Regions from separate parts of the Homo sapiens genome. Here region 1 is linked to region 2. Evidence: chromatin loops called from intact Hi-C (ENCODE). Cell type or tissue: PC-9. All regions are shown on one strand. Each heading gives the region's core, and the rest is flanking DNA. Links, peaks and the distances in the headings are about the cores only. Region 1 has its middle 100 kb from the start of SPATA31D4. Region 2 overlaps TLE1-DT (TLE1 divergent transcript).

What was found. Peaks named below come from ENCODE experiments on the same cell type or tissue, not always from the same donor. Only the 100,000 strongest peaks of a DNase experiment are listed, where the experiment ranks them.
Region 1: it touches region 2 in a loop (11-fold over the local background); 2 of 110 quality-filtered maps call a loop at or near these places.

Annotation. Positions count from the first base shown.
Region 1 is chr9:81,820,957-81,831,257 of GRCh38, forward strand. No RefSeq gene overlaps it. Among named protein-coding and RNA genes, the nearest start is that of SPATA31D4, 100 kb to the right of the region's middle. In PC-9, for the core only: no CTCF peak of the experiment used is centred there; DNase peaks (open chromatin) are centred at 4,305, 5,045 and 7,195; H3K4me3 peaks cover 714 bases; H3K27ac peaks cover 2,066 bases.
Region 2 is chr9:81,733,196-81,743,496 of GRCh38, forward strand. The region is part of intron 1 of TLE1-DT (TLE1 divergent transcript); the gene reads left to right. Among named protein-coding and RNA genes, the nearest start is that of TLE1-DT, 49 kb to the left of the region's middle. RefSeq lists a silencer at 976-1,137. In PC-9, for the core only: no CTCF peak of the experiment used is centred there; DNase peaks (open chromatin) are centred at 4,806 and 8,106; H3K4me3 peaks cover 444 bases; H3K27ac peaks cover 4,594 bases.

The DNA.
Region 1 (10,301 bases), core at 1,047-9,046, 88 kb after region 2:
AAAGATGTTTTATTTTAGATTACTGCTAGAGTGATATTTCCCCCATGGCACTAATAATCTGGCTGCTTTCTAAAGCCTATTTCCTCTCCCAGTTTCTCATAGACTCCCAGCACTGTTTTGGCAGAAGGGTAAGCCATTGCATTGAAATTTCTGCCTTGGAAAAGTAGAAGATCAACTTTATATATTATGCATTTTATATTTAGACTAGAGGGACATGGTGCATTTTTTTCTGGTGGGGAGGAAGATATTAAATAAGTTCTGCTTTTGCAATGTAGAGATAGGAATATATATAGGGGGTAAAAATATTTCAAGAACGGCTTTTTGTAATTGAGTGATTTTTTTTTTTCTAAGACAGAGTCTTGCTCTGTTGCCCTGGCTGGAGTATAGTGGCACAATCTTGGCTCACTGCAACCTCCGCCTCCCAGGTTTGAGCGATCCTCCTGCCTCGGCCCCCCTAGTAGCTGGGATTACAGGCACGCACCACCATGCCCAGCTAATGTTTGTGTTTTTAGTAGAGACAGGGTTTTGCCATGTTGGCCAGGCTGGTCTCAAACTCCTGACCTCAGGTGATCCACCTGACTTACCCTCCCAAAGTGTTGGGATTATAGGCGTGAGCCACTGTGCCCAACCTCGAGTGATCATTTAAGACACCCCTGTATGCATGCATGCTGGTTTGAAATCCAGGGGACACACCACTTCAGCCTAGCCTCTCTGCTGTCTGTATCACGGAGGACTCACAGACCTAGTTTAATTGTATGCTTCTTACATATTTCAAGGCTGACACAGGAACAGCAATAAGAGGCCTGTGGTTGAAACCACATCGTTTTCATCACAGTGGAAAAAAAATAAGGTCATTGCAGGTTTGGAGCATGGTTAGGTTTGAGCCTGCCCACATTATTTTATTCATGTTAAAATATAAAGAGATGGCCGGGCGCGGTGGCACACGCCTGTAATCCCAGCACTTTGGGAGGCCGAGGCGGGCGGATCACGAGGTCAGGAGATCGAGACCATCCCGGCTAAAAAAACGGTGAAACCCCGTCTCTACTAAAAATACAAAAATTAGCCGGGCGTAGTGGCGGGCGCCTGTAGTCCCAGCTACTTGGGAGGCTGAGGCAGGAGAATGGCGTGAACCCGGGAGGCGGAGCTTGCAATGAGCCGAGATCGCGCCACTGCACTCCAGCCTGGGCGACAGAGGGAGACTCCGTCTCAAAAAAAAAAAAAAAAAAAAAAAAAAAAAAAAATATATATATATATATAAAGAGATGAGAAACATATTGAACGAGAGGACAGAAGTTAATTTATTTCTGGGCCTTCCCCTCTCTGCAATATCCTCCCACCCACTTTTAGCTGGAGGGTGAGCCCTCTCTGCCAGCCCTTCTCCCCCTCCACCTTTGGGGTTTTGTTTTTCTTTTTTTTTTTCAATTTGTTAAGATGCTGAAATCTGCTTTGTGTGATTTATGAAGGAACTTGAAGCGATTAGTTTCACAGTGCATGAAAATTCCTCAGGTTCAGGGGGGGATGGCCAATCTGTTACACTGTTTGCCGTGGACTGGGTGGGAACTTGAGCAGCTCGGAGCCATAAGGAGATTGTGTTGAGTTATTAAACACTTGTGGTAAAGCTGCTTATTGTTAATTCCCCGATGTCCTGCTGAAGCGATAGGATAAAATCAGATCGGATTAGATCAAAGAGCCTGGGAGCCAGCCTTTGGAGCAGATTCATTTAATCAATAAAGAGACCTCCTGAGAGACAGGGAGAGAATGGGCAGTGCTGGTGGCTCAGGGATTAAGACCGGGTTGGGGGAGTTATGGGAAAGAAACAACAGTTTATACATAGATATTTCTCCCCTTTTTTAGAGGTGTAATTCTCTTCTCAAATATTTTAGCCACACTCAGCAAAGTGTATAAACATTTCTTTAAGATTCCATGACTCCAACCCTCCATTGCTCCAAAAATGCCCTATAAGTCAGGAAGTTAGAGAGAAAAAAACCACCAAAAAAACAACTTCTGTTCCATAAAAGGTATTTCAACAAAAGCAATTTAGGCTTAAGTGATTCCCCAAGAAACATTAATCCTTTATGAGTCAATCTGCAAAATTTCCTATTGTTCTTTTGTGAGGAGAAATAATAGAGAAACACCAAAAGGCCAAAGTCTAGCTCCACCCCGCTCTTTGTATTCTCCTCACTGCCCACCTCCCAGCCCCCACCAGTAATTATAAGGCATTGTGTATTAAGAGGTATGATGTGGCTTCCTTCATCCATGATTAACACTTACACCAATGCATATTCATTCATCTCTTAGCCCTACCAAACCCTGCTAAAATGAGGACTTGCCAATAAGGAAGTCACACCCATTAGAAAGTTAACCACAGAAAATGAGAGAAAAAATGAAGGATAGAGCAAATTAAGGATGCGAGTCCCTCAATGGTTATTGGCCTTAATGGTGTTATAAAAATGATGTCGGCTTTTACCAGGAATAATTTATATTCTGAATTAAATAAGGATATGTATCTATAAATCCATTCTATAAAACTTAATTTTCCATCTAGATAGGCTGATTACTTTGGGCTCGGCATACCTTTACCGGTTGTTAATTACTGCGGGATGGTTTAACACTATTTTCCAAATCAGCATGCATGCATAAAATGACTGCAATCCAATTTGACACATTATTAGTGATGATTATTGTCATAGATAAATTAGATTGAACAGAAAATAACCTTCATCCTTAGCATGTTTTAGCTCTCAGAATTAATGTGATTTGGTGAACACATATAAATAAAAATCTGACGAGTCCCTGCTGACTACAGGGCCTGTTGGTGCTGAAGTGTATCAATTTCATGCAGATGATGAATTCCTTAAGCATTCAGTGATAATCATGCTTGATTTGACAAGACTTTCTCATGCTATTTTAGGGCCTTAATTTTCTGTGAAGTTCTGTCAAGTGCTCATCAAGCACCCACTTATCTCCGTATCTTAACCTGGCAGCCAATCACAAGGTTGCCTAACAGTACAGCTACGGAGTGCCAGCCCATTAATATTCGGGTCACGTGACTGTCCAAGGAGAGAAACCAATCAATGGCTGATTAACATTCAGGTCACATGACTCCCGAGGAGAGTAAATGAGTTACACAGTAAGACATCAAACAAATTTTCATCTTGAAAGAGTGATTGCTTTTTCTGCTGCTGTGATGTTTGTCAAATTCGCTCTAGCCTTGTCCAATTAAGCTCCATGAGCTGAATTAATAATGAAGAGATGTAAGCACCGAGCCAGCATGAGCGCTGCGATCTGTGCCACGTAATAAGAACTGCTTAAAAAAAAAAAAAAAAAAATCCTACAATGATTGAAAAATCACATCTGGATAACTGGAATAATTGCTTTTGCAATCTTGATGCTGTTTTGTAATCTCCAGTGCAAAGTGTGAACTGGAGTATGCTGGGACATGGCACTGAGCTGGCATTGTACTTCAAAGATGAATGTGTTCTTGAGTTTAGAATGATTTTAAAGGCATTACACAAATACATGTTAATTGGATTATTGTTTGTGACCATAGTAATGAATTTCATTTGCACACTCAATTATGCTCTGGGGCTTTCTGGAGGTATGATCTTTCAAGGTTTTTTAAACTGGCTCATGCCTGTAATCCCAGCACTTTGGGAGGCCGAGGCAGGAAGATCATGAGGTCAGGAGATCGAGACCATCCTGACTAACACAGTGAAACCCTGTCTCTACTAAAATACAAAAAAAATTAGCCGGGCATGGTGGTGGGCGCCTGTAGTCCCAGCTACTGGGGAGGCTGAGGCAGGAGAATGGCGTGAACCCGGGAGGTGGAGCTTGCAGTGAGCCAAAATCGTGCCACTGCCCTCCAGCCTGGGTGGCAGACTGAGACTCCATCTCAAAAAAAAAAAAATTTTTTTTTAAACTGTCAGAAGAGGGGAAGGAAATTATTCTCTATTCTTGTATCTTGGGTGAAGAAAAGACTGAACTAAGTCCTCAGAGAGAATTAGAGTGTTGGTGTGGGTGTGTGGGTGTGTGCTTCTCATTTTATTAACATGCAGAGGTTGATAAATTAAATTCACTGAATTATTTCAAAATGCACATGTGAACCCAGTGAAAATTTTCAGAAAAAGGCAGATGCTCTCTTGCTGTTGATAGCCAGTGACAGCTTTCTTGTAGTTTCAGGGAAAGTTCTATTCAATCACAAAGTCAATTGCATTTCAGCACAGATACACTACTAAATTCAGGTGACATGTTTAGAATAGAGACCCTATGACTAATAAAGCTTTCATTCTTTCCCTGAAGGGAGTGAGACTTGACTAATGGTTTTGGAATTATCAAAGAGTGTCAAATCCCACTTATTAAGTTCCAGCATGAAATTAGCTAAATTCCCAAAGGCCTTTCTAAAACAATATAGTCAAATAAAAGGTGTTGGGCGTGCTGGAAAGAGTGTTAAAACCAGTTACTTGGAAGTGATGAGAAATAAATCTAACCATAGGCAGGAGGCAATGTTTATGTATACAGTTAATAACCTTCTTAATGGGACTTCTTGGCTTGGTGATTCCCGGACGGGGAGGAAAGTGAGATGTGGAGCACAGGGTAGGCGAAGGGCCGTAAGTCAATTCCCAGCACTGTTAGTCAAGGATGGAAATTGCAAAGAGAGAAGCAATGAATTTAAAAGCCCCAGCAAGCTGAGAGAGTGGAAGGAGAAGATGAACTGTACATTTCGAGGAGGAGGGAATGAAGGTGGAAGGGGAATGGTTGCGAGTCCACATTGGATCATAATAAAGTAATTAAAGTTGATTTAGTCCAGAGAACAAGGGGCTCCATCATTTTTTCAGCATTGTCTCCTTAGGGTGAGTGAGGCCTGAAGGAGAGCATATTATAGAAGTGGTTTTATTCAAAAAAGCTAAAGTTGAGACCCCAACCACTAAGACTCAAATGGAATTTCAGATTCTTGTGAAAACGCAGTCCTGAGTTGGTATGAGAAGACCTGAGGTACCCAAGGTAATGTAAGTTGAATGGACATTCTTTTCCTCAATATTTTACCTCTGACTCACTTTGCAGTGAAGTGGCAGCCTGGAGCTCTACTTACATGCAGCTCACACACCATGGAGCCCCTTCCTACAAGCACCCCCACTTCCTGGCACTTGAGAGGCACAGAATGGAAGGTGGCTCCACGTTGTCCTCATCAGTTGGTTTTAGAAGGCCCTGAATAAAAGAGTATTCCACTTTCTGCATAACTTTACATAATTAATAGTTTTCCATGCAAACTACTGTTTGCAGTAATTGTTGTTTCAACAGCTGTTTTCATTAAATTGTAAAGCCCGCTGTGTCTAATCCTTTGAGCCCCACTATTGATAACAAGAACAGCTCTGAAGCTTGCTCTGGAGGAGGGTTCCCTGCCAAGCTGGAAAACTGTCATGAAGTTACTTGAAAAATAAGGCCTACAGTGGGACTGGTTGTGTAGCTAATCCATTAGGCTTTTCAAAAGAGCCATGCTCTGTCCCCTTATGGCTAAATTGACCCAACAACCAATCAATGCCTTTATTTGCTGAGTGGCTGCCCCCGAAGGGTCTTACAGCTGGGTCCAAGTCGTAATCAAAGCCTCCATCAGTACTGGGGCCCTGATGACATAAATGGCCCAACTTTCAACGCAGCTGGCCCAAGTCCAGTCACACCATTTTGAAGATACAAAGAGGCTGTGTTGCGCGGTGGAATTCATTTTCTTGTTTACTTCCTCCAGAAACAAGAGCATCATCAGCACGCTCAGTGCATCGGATCAGACCGCGGAGTTGTTGACAGAAGCTTGGCGAGGCCTGCCAGCTTTCCGCATGAAACGCTGGCTTTCTTCTCATACACCCCCTACCGTTTGTGTCTCTGCCAATTGTAGCACATCAGAGCGGCCATTGAGATAATGACCGTGAAGTCTCATGATACACTTTGATGAAGTGTAACATTTTTTAAAGGATTTTTGTCTGTGCCAAAATGATCGAGGCAGCTGACTAAAAATCGCCCCATCAAAATCAGGGCTGATGAACAGCAGGCGGAGGCAGGAGTCTCCCCAGAGAAGATGGGGGGATTTCGCAGCCAAAGTGTCTTTCTTTCCAGGTCTGTGTGCACCACAGATTCCTTTTTTAAAAAGTTGTCTTTGTTTCAGATGAATATATGTCAGTTGCTGATGCTTCAGCCTCCAACATTTTTTAATTCTTTTTTTTTTTTCTATCAAACCCCAGAAGATGCAGGGACTGATTCCTTTCTGACAGGTCCTTACTAATGACTTAGAACATAATGTTATTGTTAATAACTCCATCTTGCTTGGGAAAAGCATTCCAGAGCTCATCAGTGCAATAGCAGAGGTTTTCAGTCAGAAGCTGACTCTAGATTCGTGTTCATGTAACTTTGCCTTTCTCTAGTTTAGCAGGAATTGAGAGTAGGATACACAAAGTGGTTCTCAGCCAGGGAAAAACAAAATTAAGCTGGTAAAACATAGACAAAGATTCTGAGCTTCTTTGGGAGAAAAATCATATGTTTCATTTACTGCCTGGGTCCATCACGACTACCATTTATTGAACACCTGCTGAGTGAGGTGGGTGATAGGTGATAGTACCAGGTGATTTGGATTTTCACATAGTGTCCCTGACCTGCAGGACAACTCCATTTCCCAAGTGGAGAAACCAAGGCCCAAACGAGGAGCCTCAGTTGGGGCAATGTTAAGTGACTTGGCCAAGCCCAAACCAAAGAGCTGGGAAGTGGGAAGGCAGGTCTGACCCATGCACTTCCTTACAAGATGTGATCCCTTTCTATCTGTGGTTTGCTGTTTCCATTGTGCACCTGATATGGCTTATTAAATGGTGCCCAGTGGGAGAAAACAATTTGTGGTTGAACTGGTAAAGGCAATGAATCAAATGAATTTACAGTCTGCCACTCTGACCTCTTAGCTTTCTCGAAGGAAGACATTAGCTATGTGGCATCCTTTCATACGACTTAACAAACGTAGGCTCAGAAACCAGGTTTAAGTATGAAAGAAGCAGCAGTGAGGTTTTGGCTACCCTCTCTCCATCTGTAGTTTACCTTCTTACTCAAGGTTAAACCTTGGGACAGGTCTTACCCTTCTGAGGAAGTGAGAGCTGTGAACTCTAGGACTTCGCTGAATGTCATAACTAAAGAGACACCTGTATTTAAGTAAGTTTATGCAGAAACCACAAGTGGAAACCACAAGGGGGTTATGGGTCAGCTGCCTTTAGAATCTTTGCTTCTATATAAGAATATGCATGCACATATATATTCTTGGGTGCAGGACTATGTATTAGAGTGGGGCAGAGGTGGTAAATTAGGGGAAGAGTGAAGGTAAAGGAAGCCAGGGGTAGCTGGCTTAATCATGATAAAAACACTTATATTTGCATGTGCAGATGAGATTCCTTTGGGCTTCTTTTAAATGCCTTCATACTGTTCCCTAAGTACAGTCAAATAAAAGGTGACAAAAACTCAGACGACAGAACAAAAGAACCAAGCTAATTTTGTGCACACATTGCAAGCAGTAAACTGCAGAGCTTCACTACCCTCTTTCCAAAGAAAGTATATTTCAGGAGTCAAGATGGGTTCATCCCAGTTTGCATTTAGATTTTATTTTGCTAATTATTTGGATTTTAAAAAGGAACAGTGTCCCAAATCCAAGTTTTGCAGACAAGTTTAGGCAGTCAAATTTATACACCTGAGGCATTGTGAAAGAAAAAGGACAACAGCCTCTCTGGAGTTGGCAGAAATGTGACTAAGGCTTCTCATCCCATAGAAGGCAGGAAGGAGCTACATAGATCCATTTGCACAGGGAAACTTGTCTAATGGACTCAGAGATTTTCTGAGAGTTCTTTCAGCCTCCCTTCTATGCCAAAGTATGGGCATATGCATTTTATAACGGGAGAGTAGTCTATTGGGAGAATCCATCACAAACTCTTTATCTCATTTCAAACAGAAAGCACTAAGACTCCAAAGGCAAAGAGGCTCCTTCTTTCCTCCAGGAGCCCCTGAGTGAGGGAACCACACAAACCCATTTAACTTTAGAGAAAACTGTTACGATTTGTTTCAGCCTGTCTTCTTACCCTCACTTTGCTCATTTGTAGAATGATGGGTTTATATTCTCTGAATACCCCCCAGCACCAAAAGTTTCTAGTTTTTAAAGATTCTTTAAGTATAGACTAATGCCTTTCATTTCCACTGTTTCTAAGAGGATCAGGAAACTAACTGAATCAGTCCAAATTGACAAATAAAAAGATCTATTTGCTACTTTCCAAATATGCTGTACTTCTGAGCCTTTGCTCAAGTCTGTGTTTCTCAGAGTGAGGTCCCTGGACCCAGGCCATCAGCATCACCTGAAATGCAAATTCTCATGCTCCATCCCAGACTTACTGAATTCCTCTCCCTCTCTCTCAGCCCAGCCACCACGTAAACAAGCCCAGCTGTCCTGCTAGAGAGGTTCTGGGGTGAGGCTGCGAGGAGAAGAGCCTTGATTTGAAGCCTTAAGAGTGACCCTGAGCTAGAACCACCCAGTTAAGCTGTGTCTCCATTCCTGAGCCACAGAAACTATGAGATGATAAATGTTTATTGCTCTAAGTTGCTAAATTCGGAGGTAATTTGTTATGCGCCAATAGATAACTAAATACACAGGGCTTGCATGTTTTTGTATTCTCTAAAGCTCATAATGGGATGCTTTGCTCATAATAGGAGTTTATTATATGATTGCTGGAATTGAAGGAATTTTGCCTTGAGAAATTTTCAAGAGTAATTTCTCAGTTTAAAAGGGTTGTGTTCACTATAGGTTCCAGGAAAAGATGCCTGAATAAGTTACAGGAAAACAACAAAAAGGGTGGGGGTTGGAGGAACACAGAATGAAAGGAAGAAGGGAAAACGTAGTAAGTTTGAGGGAAACTGTATATTAGGCTTCTCCAGTCTTTGAGTTTTCCTGCAGTTTCTCCAACTTATGAAATAAGGGAGTTTTTTTTCTTTTTTTTTTAAGAGACAGAGTCTTGGTTTATCACCCAGGCTGGAGTGCAGTGGTGTGATCATAACTTACTGCAGCCTGGAACTTTTGGGCTCAAGCAATCTTCCCGCCTCAGCCTTCTGCCTCAGTCTCCTGAATAGCTGAAACTATAGGCGTGTGCCACCAAGCCCATAATTTTTGTAGAGACAGGGGTCTTGCTTTGTTGCCCAGGCTGGTCTCAAAATCCTGGCCTCAAGCAGTCTTCACTCCTTGGCCTCCCAAAATGTTGGGATTACAGGTGTGAGCCACCACACCTGGCAAGAGACTTTTTATGTTACCATTTTAAGAGGAAGGAGGCCCAACTACCCAAATAAATATCTTCAGTGCAATAGAGGAAGTCCAGAAATTCCAAATTGCCGGCCAGAGTCCACCATTTGAAGATAAAGTGCGACACTCAAGAGGCTGAGCCTGGATTTAGCTGAGACAAGTGTCGGAATGACCATCCCTCACTTCTAGTCTTTCCTGCCACTACATTCATAGCTTTCTTTTAAATTTTGACCAATAAAAATTGTGTATATTTGGCCAGGCGTGGTGGCTCACTCCTGTAATCCCAGCACTATGGGAGGCTGAGGTGCGCAAATCGCTTGAGGTCAGGAATTCGAAACCAGCCTGGCCCACATGGTGAAACCCCGTCTCTACTAAAAACACAAAACAGTTAGCCGGGCATAGTGGTGCATGCTTATAATCCCAGCTACCTGGGAGGCTGAGTCAGGAGAACTGCTTGAACTCAGGAGGTGGAGGGTGCAGTGAGCTGAGATTGCGCCACTGCACTCCAGCCTGGGCGAGAGAGTGAGACTCTGTCTCAACAAAAAACAAAAATTGTGTATATTTATACAATTTGTGTAATGGTGTACAACATCATGTTTTGAAATATGTATGCACTGTGGAGTCATGTTTCTCTTTCTCTCAACATCCTAACAGTCATATTTTCTGCTCGTCAGCTCCAGACATTAACGTGAATAATGTGGAAGGTAAAACAACACATCCTCTGGATTTGTGAGTAGCTGGAAGTTGGCCTTCCTTATTTTATGCCTATGCCTCTCTTGCCTAGCTAGCTCAGTGTCACCTCAAGTTTCTTTCTTTTTTTTTTTTCTTTTTAATTTTGAGACGGAGTCTCGCTCTGTCGCCCAGGCTGGAGTGCAGTGACGTGATCTCGGCTCACTGCAACAGGTGATCTCGGCTCACTGCAACCTCTGTCTCCCAGGTTCAAGTGATTCTCCTGCCTCAGCCTCCAGAGTAGCTGGGATTACAGGCACCTGCCATCATGCTT
Region 2 (10,301 bases), core at 1,011-9,010:
CAAAATGCCTTCTAATATTCAGGCATCGGATGTATTGCTATGTTTGGGAGCCTCTGAGCCCCTTTCTAAGAATTTTCACAGGGAGCTGGGCAGCGGGAGTGGCAGTCATGTTGGTGCAATGTGGCCTTGCCCCAGTGTCATCTGATTGGACCGGAAAGAGACATCTGACTCAGGCTGGCCAATTAGATCATCTATCCCAAGAATTTTTCACTGGAGAGAAAGGATGCAAGTTAGTATAGGCTGGTCTCTTAAACTAAGGGCATCTCAACTGAAGAGCTTTGGCATTGCATCACAGTCAAGAAGAAACACACAACACCAGACTGCAGAGAGAAGGAAGGAAGTTGACGTGCCGAGAGGCAGAGAGGAGGGCCACAAAGTAAGAGACCAGAGAAGACCATGGAGGCACAGAGAGGAGGGCACTGGAGCAAAGTAGCTGACTTGACTTCTGCTGGTCTTCTGGTTTAGGTTCTGGTCAACCCATCATGAGACCCAGCTGTTCCTCTTATTTTTGGGCTCCTCAGATGATTGTAGACCTTCATACTATAACTTTCTTCAACATGTTGCTGATGCTAGCTTGAAGGGCATCTGTTACTTGCTGTTTCAGAAACAATGGCTGCAAAATTCAGTGGCTTAAAACAAGAGCAACACTTACGTTTCTTACAGATCTGTAATTTGAGCAAAGCTTAGCATGGACAGCTCGTTTCCACTCCAACTTGGTTTCAGCTGACAGCTTGAAGGCTGGGGGCTGACACTGTATAACACTCACACATGCCTGATTCCTGGGTTGCAAAGACCCAAGCAGTTGGGGCTGGAAGAGTTGGGGCTGCATAGGAACCGCTCTGTTTCTCTGTGGTCTCTTATCATGGTAGCTTCAGGATAGATGAACTTTCCCATGGAGGCTAAGGGCTCCAAATGCACAGGTCCCAAGGAGAGAGGGACAGGTGGAAGCCACATCGCCTTTTAGTACCCAGCCTCCGAAGCCATGGAATATCATTTGATCTCATTCTATTTGTGGAAGCAGTTACAAAGATCCACCTTGGTTGGGGGACCCCATCTCTCAGTGAAGGAATGTCAGCATCACATTTTTTTTTTTTGAGACGGAGTTTTGCTCTTGTTGTCCAGGCTGGAGTGCAGTGGTGCATTCTCAGTTCACTGCAACCTCTGCCTCCCGGGTTCAAGTGATTCTCCTGTCTCAGGCCTCCCAAGCAGCTGGGATTACAGGTTCCTGCCACCATGCCCTGCTAATTTTTTGTATTTTTAGTAGAGATGAGGTTTCAACGTGTTAGCCAGGATGGTCTCGATCTCCTGACCTTGTGATCCGCCTGCCTGGGCCTCCCAAAATGCAGGGATTACAGGCGTAAGCCACTGCGCCCGGCCAGCATTACATTTTAAAATGAGCGTGTGGCCAGAAGGTATATTAGGTGTCCATCTTTGGAAAATACAATCAGTGATACTTGTAAACAAACGAATGTTGATTAACATGTGGATTAATTAGCTGAGTACGGTGGCATATGCCTGAAGTTCCAGCTACGGTGCAGCCTGAAGTTCCAGGCTAAGGTGAAAGGATCACTTGAGCCCAGAAGATCGAGGCTGCAGTGAGCTATGATCTCACCACTGCACCCCCGCCTGGGTGACAGAGTGAGACCCTGTCTCAAAAGAGAAAAAGGAAAAAGAAAAAAAAATGTGGATTAATCCCAAAAAATAAAAAAGGCATTAGAATTCCTAGAAAATTATCAGTGTTGTGATGGGAAATGGGTTGGTGGGTGTAGTGATAATTCTTTCTTTACCCTCCTGCTCTGAATTGATGAACATCAAACTCATCCGTAGGTAGTCTCACTGAATTCTATCCAAGAAGCAGCATTTTAAAGATGACTGGTCTTTCGTTCTGTAATTGTCCTGTGTTTTATTTTACTACATAATTTGGCATGAATCAAGTTCAAATCCCTTGTTATTTGTAATGAAAGGTTTCTAGTCATCTTGTTTTCAAATGTTACTTGTAAGCATGTATTAGTTCGTTCTTGAATTGCTATAATGAAATACTGGAGGCTGGGCGCGGTGGCTCACGCCTGTAATCCCAGCACTTTGGGAGGCCGAGGTGGGTGGATCACGAGGTCAGGAGATGGAGACCCTCCTTTCTAACACGGTGAAACCCAGTCTCTGCTAAAAAATACAAAAAATTAGCCAAACGTGGTGGCAGGCACCTGTAGTCCCAGCTACTCGGGTGGCTGAGGCAGGAGAATCGTTTGCACCTGGGAGGCGGAGGTTGCAGTGAGCCCAGATTGCGCCACTGCACTCCAGCCTGGGCAAAAGAGCGAGACTCTGTCTCAAATAAGTAAGAAAGAAAGAAAGAGAGAAAGAGAGAGAGAGAGGAAGGAAGAAAGGAAAGAAAGAAAAAGACTAGAGACTGGGTAATTTATAAAGAAAATAGGTTTCATTGGCTCATGATTTCACAGGCTGTATAGGAGGCAAGGTTGTTTCTGCTTCTGGGGAGCCCTCAGAAAACTTACAATCATGGCAGAAGGTGCGGAGGGAAAGCAGACACACCTTACGTGGCTGGAGCAGAAGCAAGGGCTGGGGGTGGGGGAGGTGCTACACACTTTTTTTTTTTTTTTTTTTTGAGACAGAGTCTCGCTCTGTCGCCCGGGCTGGAGTGCAGTGGCGCGACCTCAGCTTGCTGCAAACTCTGCCTCTCCGGTTCTCGCCATTCTCCTGCCTCAGCCTCCTGAGTAGCTGGGACTACGGGCACCCGCCACCTCGCCTGGCTAATTTTTTGTATTTTTACTAGAGACCGGGTTTCACCGCGTTAGCCAGGATTGTCTCGATCTCCTGATCTTGTGATACACCCGCCTCGGCCTCCCAAAGTGCTGGGATTACAGGCATGAGCCACCGCGCCCGGCCAGGTGCTACACGCTTTTAAATAACTAGATCTCATGATAGCTCACTATCACAAGAACAGCCCCGAGGGGATAGTGCTAAAGCATTCGTGAGAAACTGCTCCCAAAATCCAGTCACCTCCTACCAGGTCCCACCTCCAACATTGGGGGTTACAGTTTGACATGAAATTTGGGAAGGGACACAGATTCAAACCTTATCAAAGCATACCCTTTCTTGTTTGTATGAGAAACAAGAAATGAGGTTTCCCTCCAACTGGACCCTTCTCAATCTCCTCGTAAATAATCCAGATTTTCAGGGTTCAAAATACTTCAGAGCTATAAAGTAGAGACTGCTGAAAGATGTATTCATTCCTCCAGGCCTCCTAGGTGCTATTTAAAATGTTATTGCTTCATATCCCGTAATAGAAGCTGAAACCTTATTGATGGCCTTTCTCCTGATTGTTTGTATGTGGAGGGTGAAGGTTTGGGAATAAAGAGTTGGTGAACTAGAACAGAACACTGAATTAACTCTTTCAGCAAGGCTTAAAATAAAGGAGTTTAGTCTTATAAACTCTAAAGCCTAAAAGATACTGAAGCTTCCAGAATGAATCAGTAGCTATGACAGTGTCATTAGATGCAATAATTACTGGAGGGGTGAAAACCTTGTTGATGCTGACTGAAAATAGGTACATTTAATACTTCTTTTATAGCAACATTTCCAATACTGTACTAATGTGAATATTAACATAGTGTCTGTGTATTAAAATATGCACATTCTGGTTATATAGAAGAAACTTCAAACAGCCATCTTTTTATTATTAATAAAAGGTTAATCAGGTTTATGTTAACATCTTCACTTCATAGATTGGTCTGTTTGCAATAGGGAAAGAAATGAGACCATCAATGGCTAGCTTAAAAAATTCTACCTATAATAATAAACAAATATGCATGAATATAGAGGCAGCCTGAATAGTAGGTATATTTTGGATCTGGTGTAACTAGATACATGGGAAGAAAGCCCTGATTTGTAGCATTTGCCAAGCTATATGGTGCAAATATTTCTACCATGTTTGACTTCTGGCTACCACATGGCATCACAGAATGCGAAGTTGGGAGGAGATACACCCAGTTGGTTCTGTGAGATGTATGAGCGAGTCCTACATCATTGTTTATAATTCTTGGAAAGCCAGTTGGGTGGTAGGTACTTGGATAAGCCTTCTTATAATACTATAGGAAACAAGGGCAAATTTTATTGGCAAGGTCTGTGGCAGAGTCATGTAATGTGCATTGAATCTCCATTTACTCCCTGATAATTCTCATCGGCCAATGGACTGGGAGCAGAGATGGAAACATTTAAAAGTTGTGGAACCCCTCAGCCCTCTCTTCCCTTACTACTGCCATCAGAGAGGTCGCATTCCCAATGGTGCAGATACAAGATGGTGTAACCCATATCAACCTGTTTCCATGAATGTCTGTGTGGAGCCCAATGCCCATTCACCCACACTGGGTATGTACGATGCTTCAGTTTGCTACTACTGCCTAACAAGCTATCCCATACAAAATGGTTTAAAACAACAATTTGTTGTTACTTCTCCAATTTTATGAGTTGGCTGGGCTCACCTGGGGAGTTCTTACAGTCTCGCTTAGAGTCTGTCCTGTGGTTGTGTTCAGATGGTGCCTGGGTCTGGGGTGCTTAGGAAGCTTGACTGTGATTGAACTAAAGATGCTTCTTTGCTTATGTCTGGCACTTTGGTGCTCCTCTGCATAGAGGTTCATTCTTCAGATATTTTATATTGTGAATGGCTCCAAATGCAGTATCAGGAAGTGCCCGGATTTCTAAGGCACTGGGGAGAGCCACAGTGTCACTTCTGCCACACTTATTTCTGTACACTTCCTTGTTTAAAATGAGTCATGAGATCGTGCAGAGTCAGAGTGGGAGGTAACTTTCCAAGGGTGCGATTGCCAGGAGGGAAGAGTCATTGGGAGCCCTTTTTGGAGACTAGCTACCACATACCATGAGTAAGAAACAAACCTTTGTCATGTTAAGCCACTTAGATTTCAGGGTTAATTTGTTCCCTTGGCAAAAACCTAGCCTAATCTGATTAACCCAGAAATTGGTACTGTATTAGTGATGATAAGCTAGAAAAAACAAACGCCCAAATATCTGTGGCTTAACACATAGTCCCCTGGGGATCTGATGACACTCCAGGACTGCGGCCTTCTAATGGTGACTCAGGGGTCCACGCTGCTTGCCTTTTGTTGGTTCACCATCCAGAACATGTGACTTCTAGCTAACTGGTGCAGAGGAAAGAGATCCTGGGGACTCATAGGTCTTCAGTACCTATTAACCAGAACTAGTCATGTGCCCCCTCACTCCAGCTACAAACAGGCTGAGAAATTGTGGGGAGCATGTGGGCATTTGGTGATTAGTAGATGTCTTGGTCATAATGTGATGTGGGATTCTTGGCCTCTTTTTTTCCTCCCTTCCCCTTATCTTATCCTCTGTAAGAAATTTAAAAGAAAGAAAGAGATAGAGAGAAGGAAGGAGGGAAAATAGGAGGGAGGGAAGAAGAAAGGAAGGAATGAATGAGGCAGGAAGGGAGAAAAAATGGAAGGAAGAATACCGGCAGGAATTTGCTCTATAGGATGTAAAATGCAACCACTAAAACTACTAAAAAAAAATACTATCAACAGATACTGCTAAATAAAAACTATTAACAAAGAACTGTAATAGCAGAGGCTTTCACTGTGTTTTTAACCTGTTTCATTTTCCTTTTTAATCAGCAATGATAAGGAAACTAAACTGGATTAAGTGCTATCATCTTGGAGGTGCAAAGGCAAACAAGGAGAAAGAAGTGATTGAAGAGCACTTCAGAAAGCTTGGTACATTCAAATCAGCAGGGCTTGATTACTCGCATCCCAGGACACTTAAGGAATTGGCAAATATAATTGCAAGACCACCAGCCTTTATTTTAGAAAATGAAGGTTGGACAGAAGAAGGTCCTGACAAGTAAAATCAGCAGATGGAGTACCTGTTTTTTAAAAGAGGGAAAAGGACAGCTGTAGTAATTATAGACTATTCAGTTTATCTTGGATACCTGGGAAGATACAAGAGCAAATCATCAAACAATCAATTTGCAACCACCTAGAAGAGTACAAGCTACTGGGTCGTAATCAACGTGATTTTGTGAAGTGCAAATTATGCCACACCAATTTAATTTTATCTATGATAGAGTGATGAGCCTGGCAGAAGAGGGGAAAGCAATATCTACAACTGGACTTCAATAAGGTTTTTAATTTTCATTTTTTTATTTAAAATATTCCATTTCCTGGCTTTTTCAGCATCAATCTTCTGAGAGGATGCTACTTGAACAGCAGTTGGGTAGGCATGATTCTGGGTAAAACCCTCAAAATGGTAAAAACAAGGATTCTACTCCAGGTTGACATAGGTATTAGTAGTAGTTGTTATTATTATTATTATTATTATTATTATTATTATTTTATTTTTTATTTATTTATTTTTTTTGAGACGGAGTCTCGCTCTGTCGCCCAGGCTGGAGTGCAGTGGCGTGATCTCCGCTCACTGCAGTCTCCGCCTCCTGGGTTCATGCCATTCTCCTGCCTCAGCCTCCCGAGTAGCTGGGACTACAGGCACCCGCCACTACGCCCAGCTAATTTTTTGTATTTTTAGTAGAGACGGGGTTTCACCATGTTAGCCAGGATGGTCTTGATCTCCTGACCTCGTGATCTGCCCGCCTCGGCCTCCCAAAGTGCTGGGATTACAGGCGTGAGCCACCGTGCCTGGCCATTGTTATTATTATTTTAATCAATTGATGTAGACAAAGATGACAGTAGTGAGGTGAAGATGGCATTCTCCATCACTGATGAGAAATATGACAGAAAATAGAAGATGTAAAAACTCATTTAAGGGGTCCAACAGCTAAGTAATATGAGATCCAGAAGTGGAGAACAGACAAAACGGTATAAGGGACATTACTCGAGAAATTATATAAGAAAATTTCCGAGAAAAGGACACATTTTTACATTAAAATAACCCTCTAAGTGCCAACTGTGATAAATGGGGAAGATAACCCACTTGGACATAATTTTGTAAAATTTTAGAACTCTAAGAATAAACAAAATTTTTGAAAGCTTTGAGAAGGAAAAATTAGGCCACCTATAGAGGAATGTAAATTGAACAGCCAAATTCTCATTAACATCTCTGGCTGCTGGAAAATAATAGAGTAGTCCTTTCAGTTCTGGGAGAAATTAAATTTGAAACTAATTTACATATCCAGCCTACCTATCAATCAACTGTGAGGGTAGAATGTTGGTGTTTCATACAAACCAGGACTTGTAAAATTTACTTGGAAAGACTCCTTTTTTAAGTTATTTGAGCATGTATTCCAGCAGGATGAAGAAGTTACCCAAGAAAGATTAAGGCAAGGGATCTTTCTAACACGAGAAAGGAAAGTAGTGTGTGATAAAAAAAAAAAAAAAATCATCCATTTTGAAGTAGGAGGACAAAGAGTGCCAAAGAGAAGGACTCTGGGACAAAAGAATTGCATGTAGTCCATAGTGTTACTAGGAGAACAACAACAACAAAAGTTTTAGTATATGATAAACTATATATTTAGTCAATAAAAAGATAGGCAATTAATAATTCCAGAAAAACAAAAAGCCAGTTGAGTATGTTATGGCCCAATTTAGAAGAATAACATATAATTTTCAGTAATTTAGGGAGTGTAAGAAAAAGACTAGTACATGGTGCTAAGACATTTTTCATTGAATATATGAAGGGTATGATAAACATATGAAGATATGACACTGCCCTCATAGAAAGGAAAATTGCATTCCTAATATGCTACCTAGTTCAGCAGTGCACAATATTGATGTAGTCTTACTAATGTAATTACTTTTTGTTGTTGTTGTTTTAACTACAGTCACCATCCTGTATATTAGATCTCTAGAATGTATTCATCTTCTAAGTTAAAGTTCATCCTTTACAGTCAACTTAAGGACAAAGAAAGGAAGATCTTGATTATTTTGCAAAAAAAGGCAAGCATTATTCTTCATAATATAAAAGTATAGCTGACAAAAGGTGGGAAGTGGAAAGAAGGAAATATGAAGAGAAGGATAGTATCATAGATACCTGCAACTTCTATAATCTGAAGTCAGGATACTGACTCAAGTTTTTGGAATGAAAAATTGATGTGTAGCATACTATTTTAAGTTAAAGGGTAACCACAACAAAACTTAAAAATAATGACATAACTACCTAACACTGAAGGAATTGGGAGGAAGAAGAAAACATAAATGAGCTAAATTCTTATCTTTTATACCTGGAGGCCATTAGATAACCAAGAAATTGGAAAGAAGAGTGATTTTTTCCAAACACTTCATATATTCAAAGCATGCATAATTCATGAGTAGTTTTTTTATAGGCAGATCTGTATGGTCATGGGGGTATAATCTCAGAGCACAGGTGCAGACAATCTCTGTAGCATAAGGACACATTGTGTTACGAATGATCTTGCAGCCATAGCATTTTTTCCATTTCATTATCCATGCCCAGTTATAAGATTGTATTTGCAAACTTAAAGTTGTATTTGCTTTAATACTCTCTTAAATTTTCCCGGAATTATCTTTGATATTTCACAGAGTACTGTCTCCAAAATTTAATAGCTTGGTACACGGCCATGTGGCCTTTATCTAGTGTTTTATTGTCTCTGACTTCTGTTCCAAAAGAATATATTTTCAAGATTGGGTTATTGTTCTCACTGAATTAAATGCTCACTGGAACTTGCTCCTTAGATGACCTTGTTATAGAATAAAAACTATTTATACATTGTAACTCTAAAAATTAAAATAATAGGCCGGGGGTGGTAGCTCACACCTGTAATCCCGGTACTTTGAGAACTTGAGGTGGGAAGATCACTAGAGCCCAGGAGCTTGAGACCAGCCTGGGCAACAAAGTAAGACCTCACCTCTACAAAATATTATTATTTTTTTTATTTAAAGAACTTTTTTTTTTTTGAGACAAAGTTTTGCTCTTGTTGCCCAGGCTGAAGCACAATGGCACGATCTCAGCTCACTGCAACCTCTGCCTCCTGGGTTCAAGTGATTCTCCTGCCTCAGCCTCCCGAGTAGCTGGGATTACAGGCATCCGCCACCACATCTGGCTAATTTTTGTATATTTAGTAGAGACGGGGTTTCACCATGTTGAGCAGCCTGGTCTTGAACTTCTGACCTCAGGTGATCCACCCACCTCGGCCTCCGAAAGTGCTGGGATTACAGGCGTGAACCACTGCGCCTGGCCCCTTAAATACATTTTTAAATAATTGAGATGAGCTATGATCATGCAGGGTGAGACACTGTCTTAAAAAATTAATTAATTAATTTAAAATTACAATTGAAATTAAAATAACAACATCAGCCAGGTGCAGTGGCTCACGCCTGTAATTGCAGCACTTTGCGAGGCCAAGGCAGGTGGATTACTTGTGGCCAGGAGTTCAAGACCAGCCTGACCAACATGGTGAAACCCCATCTCTACTAAAAATACAAAAATTAACCGAGTGTGATGGCAGGCATCTGTAATCTTTGCTACTCAGGAGGCTGAGACATGAGAATCGCTTGAACCTGGGAGCTGGAGGTTGCAGTGAGCCAAGATCGTGCCATTGCACTCCTGCCTGGGTGATAGAGTGAGTGAGACTACATCTCAAATAATAATAATAACAATAATAAGTTAACAACATAAAAGTCCATTGAACCACTTCTAGATTTAAATTTACATAACTTTTCAATAATAGCATGGTCTACAACCCACTGTTAAATGATGGCAGGTGCAAGTAAAACCTCATTGTAACTCAGTAAGTAGGGTCTACAATATTCAATTCCATAACATGTGATGCCAATTTAGTACAAAGTTAATAAAATGACTAAGATGATCCTGCTGCAAAAGGACAGGAGCCAATCACCAAACTCGTCATATCCAAATTCATGTTATCAAAGAGGACATAATTACAAGTTCCATTGTACTTCTGATTACCAGCTAAAGTGGCATGCCACATAGCCACAAAGATTAAGACAGTTGCCATTCTTACTGCCTCTTAGCTTTGAAATTGTGCAGCTTTTAAAAAATAACTTTTTATTTTTATTTATTTACTTATTTATTTAATTTTTTTTTTTTTGAGACGGAGTCTCCCTGGGTAGCCCAGGCTGGAATGCAGTGATGCCATCTTGGCTCACTGCAACCTCCGCCTCCTGGGTTCAAGCGATTCTCCTGCCTCGGCCTCCTGAGTAGCTGCAATTACAGGCGCATGCCACCACGCCTGGCTAATTTTTATATTTTTAGTAGAAATGGGGTTTCACCATGTTGGTCAGGCTAGTCTCGAGCTCCTGACATCGTGATCCACACGCCTCGGCCTC